2 separate regions of the Mus musculus genome follow, and region 2 is linked to region 1. The links are chromatin contacts, found by Hi-C in ENCODE. All regions are on one chromosome and are shown on one strand. Each heading gives the region's core, a stretch centred on a gene start or an enhancer-like site at or near the end of the contact. The rest is flanking DNA. Distances are from core to core; before and after follow the strand shown.

Region 1 (7,105 bases), core at 2,137-4,636:
TGACAGGTTGTTAATTTGAAAAGTAGACCTTTGCCAGCATTGGATCCACCAGTGAGAGGGTCGCGTCCTCCAGATGGGGATGTACAGCTATTGGGAGGAGCCTACCCAAGGATCCTTGTCCCTCCAGTGCAGGCAGCAGAACTGTTGCCTCCTGGGAAGTGGGAGACCACAGAGGGACACTGTGACTGTTCCTTGGCTGCTCTAGTCTGGCTCCAGAAATCCTTGTCTCTTGATAGAATGGAACTGAGAGTGTGGGTATGCTATGGGGTTCCAGGAGAATCCTGTCCACCTGGGGCCACTCCTCTGGGATTCGCCACTTCACCTGCTGTTCTTCTCCTTCCCTCCCTCCAGATGGAGGAGAATGGATGCTTGTGGTTGAGCGCAAGGCCATTGGCTACATGTGGCCACCTACACGAGACTCAGCTCAGGAGGCAGAGGGCTTGGGTTAACTCTAAGTTGAATAGAACTGTATTAATTTTTATTAATTATTTAATTTTAGATAGATATTCAATTTTAAATGCCCAGTAGCTACCCCACGGAATGGCTTCTAGAACCTGTTCCAAGGCCTGATCTCCGGCCAGCAGCTGCTGCGGTGTCTAGCAACCCATTGCCTGAATGTACATTTGATTATACGATCAGCTCTGGTGTGCTCTGTGGAGTTCTGGTGGCCTTGCCTAGTGGTGAGCATTCTTCTGTGGCTTCCTGCATGTCAGGGCTCAGGCTGCTAGCTGGGTGTGGTGGTCGATATGTGAGTATGTTTGTGAAGGCTTTGCCAGGGAGGGTTGACTAAGGGGGAGACCCATGCTGAATGTGGGGGACACCATCTCTCGGGATGAGGTCCTAGATGGAATGAAAGGGCAAAAGACCTCTGGGTATAGGCATGCTCTCTCTGCTCTGCTCCAAGGTGCCTTCTCTCATAAAGAATTCACTTCTGGGGCTGGTGAGATGGCTCAGCAGTTAAGAGCACTGACTGCTCTTCTGAAGGTCCTGTGTTCAAATCCCAGCAACCACATGGTGGCTCACAACCACCCATAATGAGAACTGATGCCCTTTTCTGGTGGGTCTGAAGACAGCTACAATGTACTTATTTATAATAATAAATGAATCTTTGGGTTGGAGCGAGCAGGGACTGAGCAAATGGGGTCGTCCAGAACGAGCGGGGTTGACCAGAACGAGCAGAAGTCCTAAATTCAATTCCCAACAACCACACGAAGGCTCACAACCATCTGTACAGCTACAGTGTACTCATATACATAAAATAAATAAATAAATCTTAAAAAAAAAAGAACTTCTGAAGCTCTGACCCAATGCAAATCTTTTCTCTCTTGTTTATCCCAATATTTGGTCACAGCAATGTGAAGCTGACTAACACAGCAGGGAAAGCCTTAGAACACAGGTACTGGGAGAATAAAGTCATAGTAGATAGTTTATTACAGCTAGATGCTGCGGCTTGTGTTCTTAATGAATTCCACTTGGGAAGGGAGACCAAGGAGGACCACGTGGAGCCTTCAGGCCATTGGAGGAACTGAGTGCAGAGAAATGGGCTGAGTTGTGTGTAGGCTCTGCAGGGACAGCAGGGACAGCAGGGACAGCAGGGACAGCGGGCCAGACTTTCTTTCACATGAGCTTTTTTTTTTTTTTTTTTTTTTTTTTTGTCTCTTCAAACACAGTAATCAGGATGCTTCTGCTTTCTGTGCCAACTTGACAATCTGCCATCACCTGGGGGGGGGGGCTATGATTTTCACTGAAGGAGTGTTTACTACAGAATGCCCCGTGGGCATGTCTGTGGGGGGATTGTTTTGCTTTAATTGTTGTGGGGAAACCTACCCTAAGTGTGGGAAGCACCTGCTGATAGCTGTGGGGATAAGGACTTGGAGAAAGGACAGCCTAGTTCATCTCTTGGCTGGGCCTTCACTCCTATTGGTAAATTCATCTGCCCTTTTATTGCTGCTGCTGCTGCTGCTGCTGCTGCTGCTGCTGCTGTCACGGATATCTGAACTAGCTTCTTCCAGCATCCTCCAGGAACTTTCCAGGACCCTCCAGGCTGTTGGTGCCAGGTAGGGACTTCTGAGTCCCTGTCGTGAACCAAATACCTACAAGATTCTCAAGTGTCTCTAGTGTGAGACAGCCGTTATTGAACGACTCAGACCATACTGTGTCAGCCAATCTAATTTAATGTATATTAATTTCATTGGCTCTGTTCCACCAAAGAACCTTGGCAAATACAGGTCAGGTGCATATGTGGGAAAGGGCAGGTTGGCCCCTGGAAAGGGAGTCAAGGAAAAGATGGAGGGGCCTGGGATGGAATATTCTGGGACAGAGCTGGCTTTTGAGATTTCAGAAGTCCTTGTGCCTCTGCATCTGGGCTTCTCAACTGCAGGGGGTGGAGGTTGTGGGGGGGCAACATCTGCTCCCAGGGTGTTCCACCTGCCTGCTGTCTCTCTGAGCAGCCACCAGATACCTCCCTCTCTGGAGGAGGCTCTGGGTGGGGGTGGGATGCACTGAGCTGGGCTGGGAAGTGACACAGAACGTTACAGGGATAGACATTCTTCTCAAAGGCCCCTGCAGTTTTTCACACTGCAGTAACTTCTGTGTACATATGCATTTCCTTGCACATTGGGTCCTTGGTTTATAACAAATTCCCTCAACAGCCCCTCTTTGTGTTTTTTTTTAAAGATTTATTTATTTTGTGTATATGAGTGAGTACACTGTAGCTGTCATCAGATCTCATTACAGATGGTTATGAGCCACTATGTGGTTGCTGGGAATTGAACTCAGGACCTCTGGAAGAGCAGCCAGTGCTCTTAACCGCTGAGCCATCTCTCTAGCCACTCCCCCCCCTTTTTTTTAGAAAAAGAATTTATTTTTATTTTATGTATAGGAGTACACTGTAGCTGCCTTCAAAAGAAGGCATTGGATCCCACTACAGATAGTTGTGAGCCACCATGTGGTTACTGGGAATTGAAGTCAGGACCTCTGGGAGAACAAAGAGTGAGTGCTCTTAACCACTGAGCCATCTCTCCAGTTCCCAAGCCCTTGTGTTTTCTAGGATGTCCTAGGCACTTGCAGGGTGTATCTGTATTTTCTGAATAAATAAACATCTGTCTTGAAGAGATACAACGCAAATTCAAATTGTAGACAACAGCTGTAGCTGGGTGGGACGGTGAGAATTTCAGCCATCAGGGAGGGAGTACGGTAGGATGGGCTTACGGCCCTGGGATCAGTAGGATTACACACGCAGAAGGGAAGAGGCCTGCTTCAGCCATGGTCCCTTGGTCTCTCCAGGGACAAGCTGTTCCCTCGGCTCTATTTCCTATGCCCCTTGTGACATCACAAAGGAAGGTTCTCTCTGTCCTCCATAAATTCTAACATTGCTGGCGCTAACACTTCAAAACACTGGACTGTGGGGAGAGGCCTTGAATCCTGAAGACTGGGGTCTGCACTCTTGGGTGAGGTTCGAGATCTGTTTATCATGTTGAATAATTTGTTATGTCTGACATTGGTGTTGCCAAGGGAATGAAGTGGGAGAAGAGAGGAAGAAGTCCCGTCTCCAAGAACAGCAGACCCTTGGTTGCGGGGAAAATAGGGAGGTGGCCCTAGGCGCTATTATCAGTATGGAGTTCTAGGGCCCAGCTAAGAAGGACTGAGGGAGGCTTCATATTCTAGCTCTGGTCCTTGTCCTACTGGGGTTCAAGTCATATGACTTTTGTCTTTTAAAACATCTAAACATGGGTCAGGCTTGGTGGTGTACACCTTTAATTCCAGCACTCAGAGGGCAGAGACAGGCAGATCTCTGTGAGTTCATGGTCAGCCAGTCTCTAAAATAAGTTCCAGGCCATCAAGGCTACACAGAGGGACTCTTGTCTTAAATGACGATGGCGACGTCAACAACAACAACAACAACAACATCTCAACACTGATGTGAAGCAAGCCCAATGCTATGGTTTAAACAGAAATATGCCCCGCCCCGTCCTGTCCCGCCCCACCCTACCCTGCCCCCATAGTCCTGAATGTGCATACTTGTCCCAGCCAGCCATACTGTTTTAGGAGGTTATATAACCTTGGGATCTCGGGCTTAAGTGATGGATGCAGGGCTACACTGAATTCAAAGAGACACAGGTAAGAGCAGAGGCAATCACTCACTATGTAGTGCAGACTGGTGTGAACTCATCATGGTCCTCTTGCCTCAGCCTGCTGAGTCCATACCTATGCAGCTCTGCTGGTCTATGGCCAGAACTCTGCTCTGTTGCCTGTGGCTCCTCAGAATCTGCCTCAGCTCTCTCAAGCTTTGTCTCAAACGAGCAACGCCCTTCTTCAGATCACCCCAAAGTTTGCTCTCGCAAAGCTTCTTAGATCCTGACAGCAACATCCTCTGGATTTCTTTTTTAACATGGGATGATTCTAAGGCCAGGATAGCCTCCTCTTCTTGGGGGTGGGTGGGGCAGTCCCTCCCCAGCTTCCCAGAGTCACATGGAGCAGGCTCTGCCTGTGACCCTTCCCTCAGCAGAGGAACTGCCTTAGTTACTGGCCTGTGTCTTACTCTTGATGGCTGGGAGTGTATGTGGGCAGCAACCAGGACCCACTTCAGCATGCCGCTGGGCTTAGGGGTGGCTGCTGCCTGGTTTCAGTGGCAGCATGGTATTTAAACAGATGTCAGGGAGGGTCACTACTGTGACTGTAAACTGCCATTTGGGCTTTTCTGAGAGAAGGAGAGTGGAGGAGGATAGGAATTTGGAAGGGCTAGAGGAACTATAGATGTCTCCCTCTCTCTTGGACCTCAGCTGATTCTTTTATCCATTCTTTGGTCATATTCCTCCCCACAGAATCCTCTCCTGTCTCCTCCTCCTCACTGAATGACTTCTCCAGAAGTCTCCCTCCTATTTTCATGTCTTTAAGAATGGCTAATGCATTTAATTATGATTGTTGGCATGAGCACTTGCGTGCGCATGTGTGTGTGTATTTGTGTGTGCATGTATGTGTGTGAAGTGTACATGTGACTGTATGTATGTGTGAGCATGTATATGTGTGTGCGAATGAGTGTGTATATGCACATGTAAATGAGTATGTGTATGTGTGAGCATGTGTATGTGTGAAAATGTGGGAGTATGCATGTATATATGTATAAAAGTGTGTGTTTCTCTGTGTGAATGTGTATGTGTGAGTATGTGTGTATATTTGAGTGAGCATGTATATGTGTGTGAGAATGTGTGTGCATGTATGTGTATGTGTGTGGATACACGAATGTGTCTGCATGTATGTGTGTGTGTGTATGTGTGTGTGAGTATATGTGAGTGTGCATGTATTATTTTCTTGAAGAAGGGAAACACTGGTGGCTACACTAGGAATGTAACGCCCTCTCCTCTGCAGACCATTATGACTAACTCCTTGGGGCACGGGTGGGTGACCTGGGCCAGTGGGCCATTCTTCAGCGACAGGGAGAGAGAGAGAGAGAGAGAGAGAGAGAGAGAGAGAGAGAGAGAGAGAGAGAGAGAGAGAACCAGGAGACTAGATGATAAGAAGACAGACAACTGTGGTATCAGAAGATCTTTCCAGGGGAGAAATAGGACAGTCAACAGAAACTATCACACAGTGGGGCCAGGTCAGCAGGAAGATAATCACAAGGGAAACATGGCTTATCTCTAGTCTATTACAGAGAGAGAATACTGTGGCCAGTGGCCTTGGGACTGATATCATAGCCCCTTACAGAGAAGAGATGGGGTCTCAGGGTCTGAAGCCACAGCTTCCCCAAGGCCCTGGCCCCAGGCTACTACTATTGGCTGTATTTCTTCTCCATACCCCAGGGCTTCAGGGAAAGCCTTGAACAGCCCAGCCCTCAATGAGTGGGGTCCAGGCCCAGAAGGACATCAGTGCTCCTAAGACAAACATGGAAGACAGGACTTTTTAGTTAAGGGAGCTGACAAGGTTAGGAAACTCTCCCTGCATCCTGAAGCTCTGCATGTTTGCAGATCTTTATTTTGGTAACAACTTTTCTTGGTTGGGGAGTCTGAGTGAGTGTTAATTTTGAGGGTTTTTTTTTTTTTAGAAATTCCAATGTCTTTTTAATATATATATATATATATATATAATTTTCCTTTCAGCATTCTATATAGACAGAGATAAAAGAAAATGAAACGTAAATGTGAAAAGTCTTAAAGATCCCATCTGTAATGTAATAACACCTATGTCCCCCCACCCCGCCCTGAGACAGGGTTTCTCTGTGTAGTCCTGGCTGTTCTAGAACTCTCTTTTTAGACCAGGCTGGCTTTGAACTCAGAGTTATGCCTGCCTCTGCCTCTGTCTCGAGTGCTGGGATTAAAGGCATGTGCCACCTTTTTTGGTGGCAATAACATGCCATCTGTGGCCGTGGTTTGGGGGGAGGGAGGCTTACAACTCTGTGGTGCATTTTCTCTTCTAGTTTTGGGTAACATGTTACTCTTTGAAAGGAAAAAAATGAATGGGCGCATGCAAGATTCAAAGTAGACTGCATTCTTCATTCTCATAAAGAGCCTGATGGATCAATCCCAGGGCTCAGGTGGCTGGGCTCACCTTGAACTCAGGGTCCCTGGAGGACCCAGGAACGCTGCAGTGAACAGCACCACCTGGTGGCCCTGTCGGGACAGGACTCCTGGCAAATGCTTTTCAGACTGTATGCCTCGGATTCCCTCAGGCCAGGGACATTCCTGGCAGTCTAATATCAGAACCTCAGCAGCTCCCCTTGTTTTGGGCTTCAGTTTTCCCACCTGTATAGTGATGGATTTGAGGAGGGATATTGATTCTCAGCCCACTAATCCGAAGGCTTAGGAAGAAAAAAAAAAAAAGTAAAACAGACAAGAAAAAACCCCCAAACAAACAAGAAAGGAAGCTTTTTGGCCAAAGCTGATAGCAGCATTAATCTCTAGACTCAATGATTTAGAAGGCAATTTGATGGACACATCTTATTCACTAGCAAAACAATAGATTCCCTCCAGGGCCTGGGGCCTCCCCAGCCATGGACTTTTGACAGGTTTAGAATACCAGACATCACTTCAGTCCTGTGAGCTCCAAACACAATAGGAAAGCGGATGATGTCCCTGTAATGATTGCCCAAGTGGGCTACCCTGTGGAT
Region 2 (6,949 bases), core at 1,144-3,643, 700 kb before region 1:
CTGCTGCTATCCGAAGTCCTGTGTGAAACTCCCAGGGACTGGAGAGAAGAGTCATACTAGGTTCCTCTAGAGTCAGTCCCCTGGAGTCTCCCTCACAAGCCCTACTCCCCTTTCAGTTGCTGGACCACCCTCTCTGCTCTCTGAGAGAAGCACTGAGCCACCATGGGATCCTTAGACCAAACCCTCATGGCTCAGGACCCCCCTGGCCACAGAAGCAACCAGAGAAGAGTCAGGGGCCACCCCCCCCAATACACACACACACACACAGAGCTGCTTGTCATGATCAAGGAATCCCAGGGACAGGGATACCCCAGGGATCAGGGCATTTTGTCAGAGTGGAATTCCCACAAACAGTACTTCTCAGGTAAGGATACTCAGTCCCAGTACCCAGTCTAGAGGGTCAATGAGCAGCAAAGCAAGCAGCCAACCAGGATCCTGTCTCCTTGGTTTAGACACTTAAACTTCAGAAGAAGGACATGGAACATGCAAGGGTGTGGTCCTGATGCTGGCACACAGACAATGGGCTTCAGCGTTCTCCCATGATCCTTGGTGTGGCCTCAGATCTCCATTTGCAGCTGAGGGCATTTGCCCAGATGGTCTCTAAGGTCCTGCACAGTTCTAAAGATTGCAAGGTCTCAGGTGTGTGTTTTATATATTCTTTTTCTTCTTTTTGATTTTATTTTATCTTATTGAAGACAGAGGCTTACGTAGCCCAGACTAACCTCAAACTCAGTAAGTAACCAAAGATAACCTTGAACTTCTAGTTTCCTTCCAGTGACCCCCAAGTGCTGGGATCGTAGGTTTGCACCACCATGTCCAGTCTGTACAGTGCTGAGAACTGAACCCCGGGCTTTCAGCATGCTAGCCAGGTACTCTACCCACTAAGCCACACATCTTTTCCTTTATTGAGATGAAATCCACTCTTTCAAGGTGAACAATTTGGTAGCGTTTAGTACATTCACAAAATTGTCTGACCAGATGGGTTATTTACTTACTTTTTATAGACAGGAGATAGAGAAAACAAAGGCCCCAAGAAATTAAAGGATGAGATTTGGGTTGTCACTCTGTCCCCCTCCCCCGGGGAACATCACCATCCCCACAGTGACAGGACTATGATTTGGGGGGCCATGAAGCTGGCAGGAACTCAGCGAGAGCCCAACTCCATGTCAGCCTCTGACTGGCATCCCCAACTCCATTTGACACCTAAGGTGGCAGCGCTGGCCCTTTGGGACTGCAGGTGTTCAGCTCACCGCCATCTTTCCTCTCACCTCGGGGTCTGCATCCGCACAGATGCCCTTGTCACCAGCCGACAACCATGAGCACAGGAGAGCCTGAGGAAGTGTCACATCCAGGCTTGGAGGAATGAGATAAAACGCAAGCAGCCAGGCCTACTGAATGAGGAACGCCCTGGGGAACCCAAGTCATGCCAGCAGTGCACCGGTGGAAAGCAGGGACTGCCACAGACCCAGGGAACCCAGGCTCCTGCCCAGCGTGTCTGCTGGGTGGGGTGGCTGAGATGCTGCCCTGTAGGACAGCCAGGCTCTGTGGGATGAACTGAGAGTGTCTCTGCAGTGGAGAGGGGGAAGCATTCACACCACATGTGCCACAATCTTACGGCTAAAAATAATGTCTGTAGCCAGCCCTGGCCTCGGGTTCTCGTCATGTGTCTAGTGTCTGAAAACGGATGTTGTTGCTCTCCTCTGTGCGTGCATGCATCCCTCCTCCTCAGTATGTGTGAGTGCTGTGTGCTGATGTCCGTGCTCTGCTTTCTGGGGGCTGGGGGGAAAATTTGTGTATCTGTATTTAGTGTAGTTTCTGAAGACAACAAAGACTGCAGCTTTATGGAGATGAGATATGCATACAGTGGGTGCCTACTTCTGTGTGCCTAGCACAGTGCACCTCCAGCCTCCTGGGTTCCTAGTCAGGAAGACAGGCATCCATGACCCCTATGGAGCTAACGCCAGAGGCTGCAGATCAGTTGCAGCTCAGAATAGAGGGGTGGGGGCTGGGTTCTGCCTGCACAAGCCTGGCTGCCAGGCATCTGCAGTCAGCATTCATTTCGCAGTGAGAGAGCTGAAGCTCCAGGGGTCATCTGGGAAGTGACAGGTGGAGATGTCCCAAGTGTAGGCTCTGGAGAGCCCTTGAGCCTTGGACTGTCTCAGCCCCTCCTCAGCCCTCACTTCCCTGGGTGAAGTCTCTGATATGACCCCTAGCTGGAGCAATGGAAAGGTAATTTTCCCCTGGAGCACTGGGAATGTGGTTTATGGCTGCTGCAGAGAGCACTCTCCTAGAGACTCTAAATTACCCAGCTAGCTGAAACATGCTTGCATGAATAATAGATCCAGCCCAGATGCAGAGCGCCTCTTGTGCAATTTCTCAAGGCGCCTCGAGACTCTCTCAAGGGTGCTTGCCGAGGTCACAGCCTACTTGAACTATTCCGGGCTGGGAGAAGCAGAAATCTGCAGGTGGGAAGACACCATTCCTCAGCAGTGTGGCCTCTTGCCTTTGTGAGGGAGGCAGGCTCCGAGGGGCCATGCCTGCAGGAAGAGGAAGGCTGCTGTCAGCTCCTGCTCTAGAATAGAGTGCTGCTGCCGGCTCTGTGATCGCCCGCTCCATTTAATCCTCCCCAATTAGCAAGGTGGGCACGTCCCGATGTCACAGCGTGGAAACGGCTAGAAACACAGAGCTCTTCCTGGCCCATGACTACGTGTCACAGCAGGTAAAGGGAGCTTTAAAATCTAAGAGCAAAATGCACGCCTTTCATGAGCGTTGCTCCCCAGGAAGGAGGGGGCTTTCCTCCTAGCCTCACACTGGGCTCAGCGACCTTGAGCATGTCACTGTCACCACAATGTCCCTGGATCACAGCGACCTTGATGTCACAGTGTGCAGGAGGTACCCACAGTGCGTCCCTGCTACATTCCTCTGATCTTGAAGAGAGGATGCTGTGCTCCCTCAACAGCATGTGACAGCCATTGTTCTGTTTCTGTGAAATCCGCAATAGCTTGGGGAGAGAACAAGAGACTGCACAAACAGGCACCTCACTCTCTAAACTTGGGGTGGCATGAGAATCCCACCTGTATTCATCCCTGGAGCAGAATAACAGCTCCCAATGATGCCCTGGTTCTCAGCCCTGTGTGCTTTGAATGTGTCTGTCAGTGGCAAAGGAGACTTTGCAGGTGTGATTGCATTGCAGATCCAGAGATGGGAAGATGAACTGAAGTGGGCCATGGCATTAAGGGTCATTTGAGAAAGGGAGTGTGGGGGTTGGAGTGAGAAGAAAGGGGATTATAGGAACAGTTTGAAGGATGTGACTCACCTGCCAAGGAAACCCATCAGCACCCAGGAGCCCTTCCACCCTAGTAGAAACCTTTCATGCCAGTTGTACTGCGCTGTTTCCCAGCATGCTGCATTTTCATAGGTGTGACACTTGCAAACGCTCACTCATATGCTCCCTGCACCATGCAGCACCATTCTTGCTTCTGATTATGCCAGTAGCCTTCACTGCACACCCTAAGAAGGGAAACATGGTGGTATTGCTGGCAGTCCCAGCCTGGCTAGCTGTTGGACATGTGTCTTAGTCAGGGTTTCTATTCCTGCACAAAACTTCATGACCAAGAAGCAAGTTGGGGAGGAAAGGGTTTTTTCAGCTTACACTTCCACACTGCGGCTCATCACCAAAGAAAGTCAGGACAGGAACTCACACAGGGCAGGAACCTGGAGGCAGGAACTGATGCAGAGACCATGGAGGAATGCTGCTTCCCGACTTGCTTCCCCTGGCTTGCTCAGCTTGCTTTCTTACAGAACCCAGGACTACCAGCCTAGGGATGGCACCACCCACAATGGACTGGGCCCTCCCCACTTGATCACTAGTTGAGAAAATGCCTTACAGCTGGATCTCATGGAGGCATTTCTCTGTGATAACTCCAGCTTGTGTCAAGTTGGCACATAAACCCAGCCAGTACAGCATGCTCACCCAGGGCTGGCTAAACAAGGAATTCTTGTTTCACTATTCTCCTTTCTGATTCCTACCTGTGAAGGCAGAAGCTGAAGACACAGGGCCATAGAAAGGGCTCCATTAAAGCCATCTAGGATGGGATCAGGTTTCTTTTGGGATATCTAGGAGTAAAAGATGCTTCATGTTCTGGGGTTTAGTACCCACTCACATTCCTGGTTTCTATGGAAATTATTGTTTGGGGCAGATAGTCCCCACAAAGGCAGCTGCATTTTCTCCCATCCACCATGCTGAATTGTCAGTCCTCACAGCCTGTGTGCATGCCCCTCCTTGCCAACAGCCCTAAGCCCTGCAGTGTTATCCCAACTCAGGACACAGAGGGTACCCTTCCACCTGTGCTGACCCAGGGCACACTCAAGAAAATTCTGGAACTTAGTGAATGTAACATAAGAGAAAGACACAGGACAGCTGAGATAGGTTTGTGGTAGGGAAGTAGGAATACAGATGCCAAGTCTGTGTTGGCTAGTTTTTTGCCAACTCGACACAAGCTATAGCCATTTTGGAAGAGGGAATCTGAATTGAGAAAATGCTCCTAACAAGACTGGCCTACAGGTAAGTGTGTGGTGCCTTTTCTTGATTGATGGTTGATGGTTAGATCCAGCTCGCCATAGGTGGTGACACCCTTGGTCAGGTGGTCATTGGTGGTGTAAGAAATGGTGAGCAAGTTATAAGTGAGCAAGCACTCTTCCATGGTCTATGCATCAGTGTCTGCCCTGAGTTCCTTCCCTGCATCCCCTAGATGGTGGACTACAAGTTGTAGGATGAAAAGTTGCTTTTGTTCATGATAAGCAGTAGAAACTATAACTAAGACAAAGGCCCACTGGGACCCTGATAAGGTCTTTGCCAGGGTAGGAGTCTCTGGTAGGAAGCCTGAGGAAGGCAGCAGACCTTCTAGTCAGAGCTTCTGGCCATCAAATGAGCCAGGGGAGTGGCATCTGCCACACTGTGGCTGCTGTGGACTTGGCTTTGTTATACCCAGGAATGATCTCAGAAGTGGTTTTGCTTCAGTCTCAGTATGATGTCATAAAGTATGATGTCATAAAGAAGCAGTTTTGTCTGAATCAGGGTTCAGGATTATATACACTATACCCTCATAGGGGACCCCAGGGTGGGATACTAGGGTTCTGTATAGTGTATACTTATAGGGAACACAAGGTAGCATGTTAGAGCCTTACAAAGTGTCTCCTCACAGGGAACCCAGAGCTGCACCTTAGGGTTCGCTACAGTACAATGTCTGCTCACAGGGGCTCTGAGCCGGTTGATTAGGACTCAGGGTTGCACATCAGTCTCCCACTTTCCATTCAGTTGCCATCGGCTCTCTCTAGCCATCCGCCATCCTCTGCAGGCCTGCGGGGACAACAATAAACACCAGATGATGATTCTCACTCTTAGAGCCAATGTCACAGTGGCTCTCTGAGGCTGAACTGTCTCAATAGGCTAAATCACAGTGCATGTCTCAAAGCCAGAGAGAGAGAGAGAAACTGTCTAGAAAGAACTTGAAAATCATACATGGAAATGTTACTCTATGTGCTTCCAAACCGAACACAACATACATGGAAATTTTGATGAATTTTTTATTTCAAACAGAAAGAGAAAGCAATGATGATGTGTTAATTTCTGAGATGATGTCTTTAGAGCAGGACTTAACTGGGGGAACTTTTAAATTAAAATATTTTCTGTACAGTTACAGGGAATAAAACTTACAACTTATTAGGCTACATTTATCCTCATTTCAGGATCTTAATTTATATGCAATTTAAACCCAGCCAGTAATAATGGTGGGAACATTACCTCCTAAGACACTCTTTGTACAAATGGTTTCACATAAGCCTAAGATGTTTTCAATGATGCTTTCTCTTTCGCTAAAGTTTACAAATTGTATTGGGAAAATATTTACGTAAGAAAGCAAGGGGCAAATGGGCAGAATGCTGTGTGAATGCATCTAGACAATGTGACCACCTACCTGTCCTTGGATGAGTTGCCATGTACTGTGTATGTGACCAGGAGACTTGGAATCTAATACCAAGTATTAGAGTTCTAGCCCAGCCACTTAGAAATAGCATCTCAGTGGCTTTGAGGAAGCTTAGCGGGCAAGAGACCAGAGACCCAGCCTGAGATGTGGCATCCAGTGCTGAGATACTGAGCAAGTGACATCGACCCTCATCCTGGGGGGCACAGCAGGACCACAGGGTTTTTATATTGAACCAGACTGCAACAGAAGCTAAAGTCTAGTTCTTAGGGGGAAAACTTGAATTCATAAGGGTCACTGAACCACCACATCAGCACAGCATCAGGCTCCAGGGTGTTTATCTCCTAGCTTCCCTGAAGCTGATCTCCACTCACCAGACCCAGATGTGTGTCTGCTCCTAGACCTTCACATGAGGGCATTAGATGTGCCCTGAAGTTTGTCCTTCCTTCTGAGCCTGGGAGGGTACCAAGGCCCAGGTCCAGTCTCTACCTGGAATTCTCAGGGTAACACCCAGAGAGTTCAGGCTGCAGGCATCATATCCATTACTCCAGCTTCTCTACACTTTTCTACTTTAGTCCCACAGCCCCAATGCATGCCAGGTTCAGCAGGAAAATCGGGGCTTCTTGTTCTGGGCAGCTCTCAATCATTGCTGTTTCTGCTTGTCTGATTCAAAATTGATAGCTATGTACCAGGCCCCACAGAGGATTTCCTTGGAAGCCAGACTGGGCCCAGGTCTCACTGTGAATACTTGTCTCCCCTCATTCTCTGTCCCACATTCTCTGAGGCTGACCTGTCTCAATGGCATCCCTAGTTGACTGTTTCACTGTGATGTCTCTGACAGTGGGAGAGCACAGACGCTCTCACGACCACAGCATTTGCCAGGCTTAGCTGACGTCATATTTCCCTCTAGTTTCTAGCAGCTCTTGCTTGGCCCAGGAACTCGCCCCTCCTTCATCTTCCAGCACAAT

The links. A loop is a pair of places that touch in the nucleus more often than their neighbours do.
Region 2: a map of left cerebral cortex shows a loop between it and region 1 (2.3-fold over the local background). The contact joins the enhancer-like site here to the promoter of Allc in region 1. A Hi-C loop is called at or near these places in 2 of 37 maps with a recorded cell type or tissue (T-helper 17 cell and left cerebral cortex).

What each region holds. Positions count from the first base shown.
Region 1 is chr12:28,578,809-28,585,913 of GRCm38, reverse strand. Allc (allantoicase) reads left to right here and starts at 3,386. Exons shown (of 12, transcript NM_053156.3): 1 at 3,386-3,449.
Region 2 is chr12:29,275,734-29,282,682 of GRCm38, reverse strand. It overlaps Gm31569 (a long non-coding RNA gene), which reads right to left. Exons shown (of 4, transcript XR_381400.2): 4 at 3,965-5,359. Among named protein-coding and RNA genes, the nearest start is that of Gm31569, 74 kb to the right of the region's middle. Within about 2 kb of position 2,393, at least 1 of the 3 ENCODE cell types and tissues checked has a DNase peak (open chromatin) inside an H3K27ac peak, as active enhancers do; it is left cerebral cortex, where a contact is called at or near this core.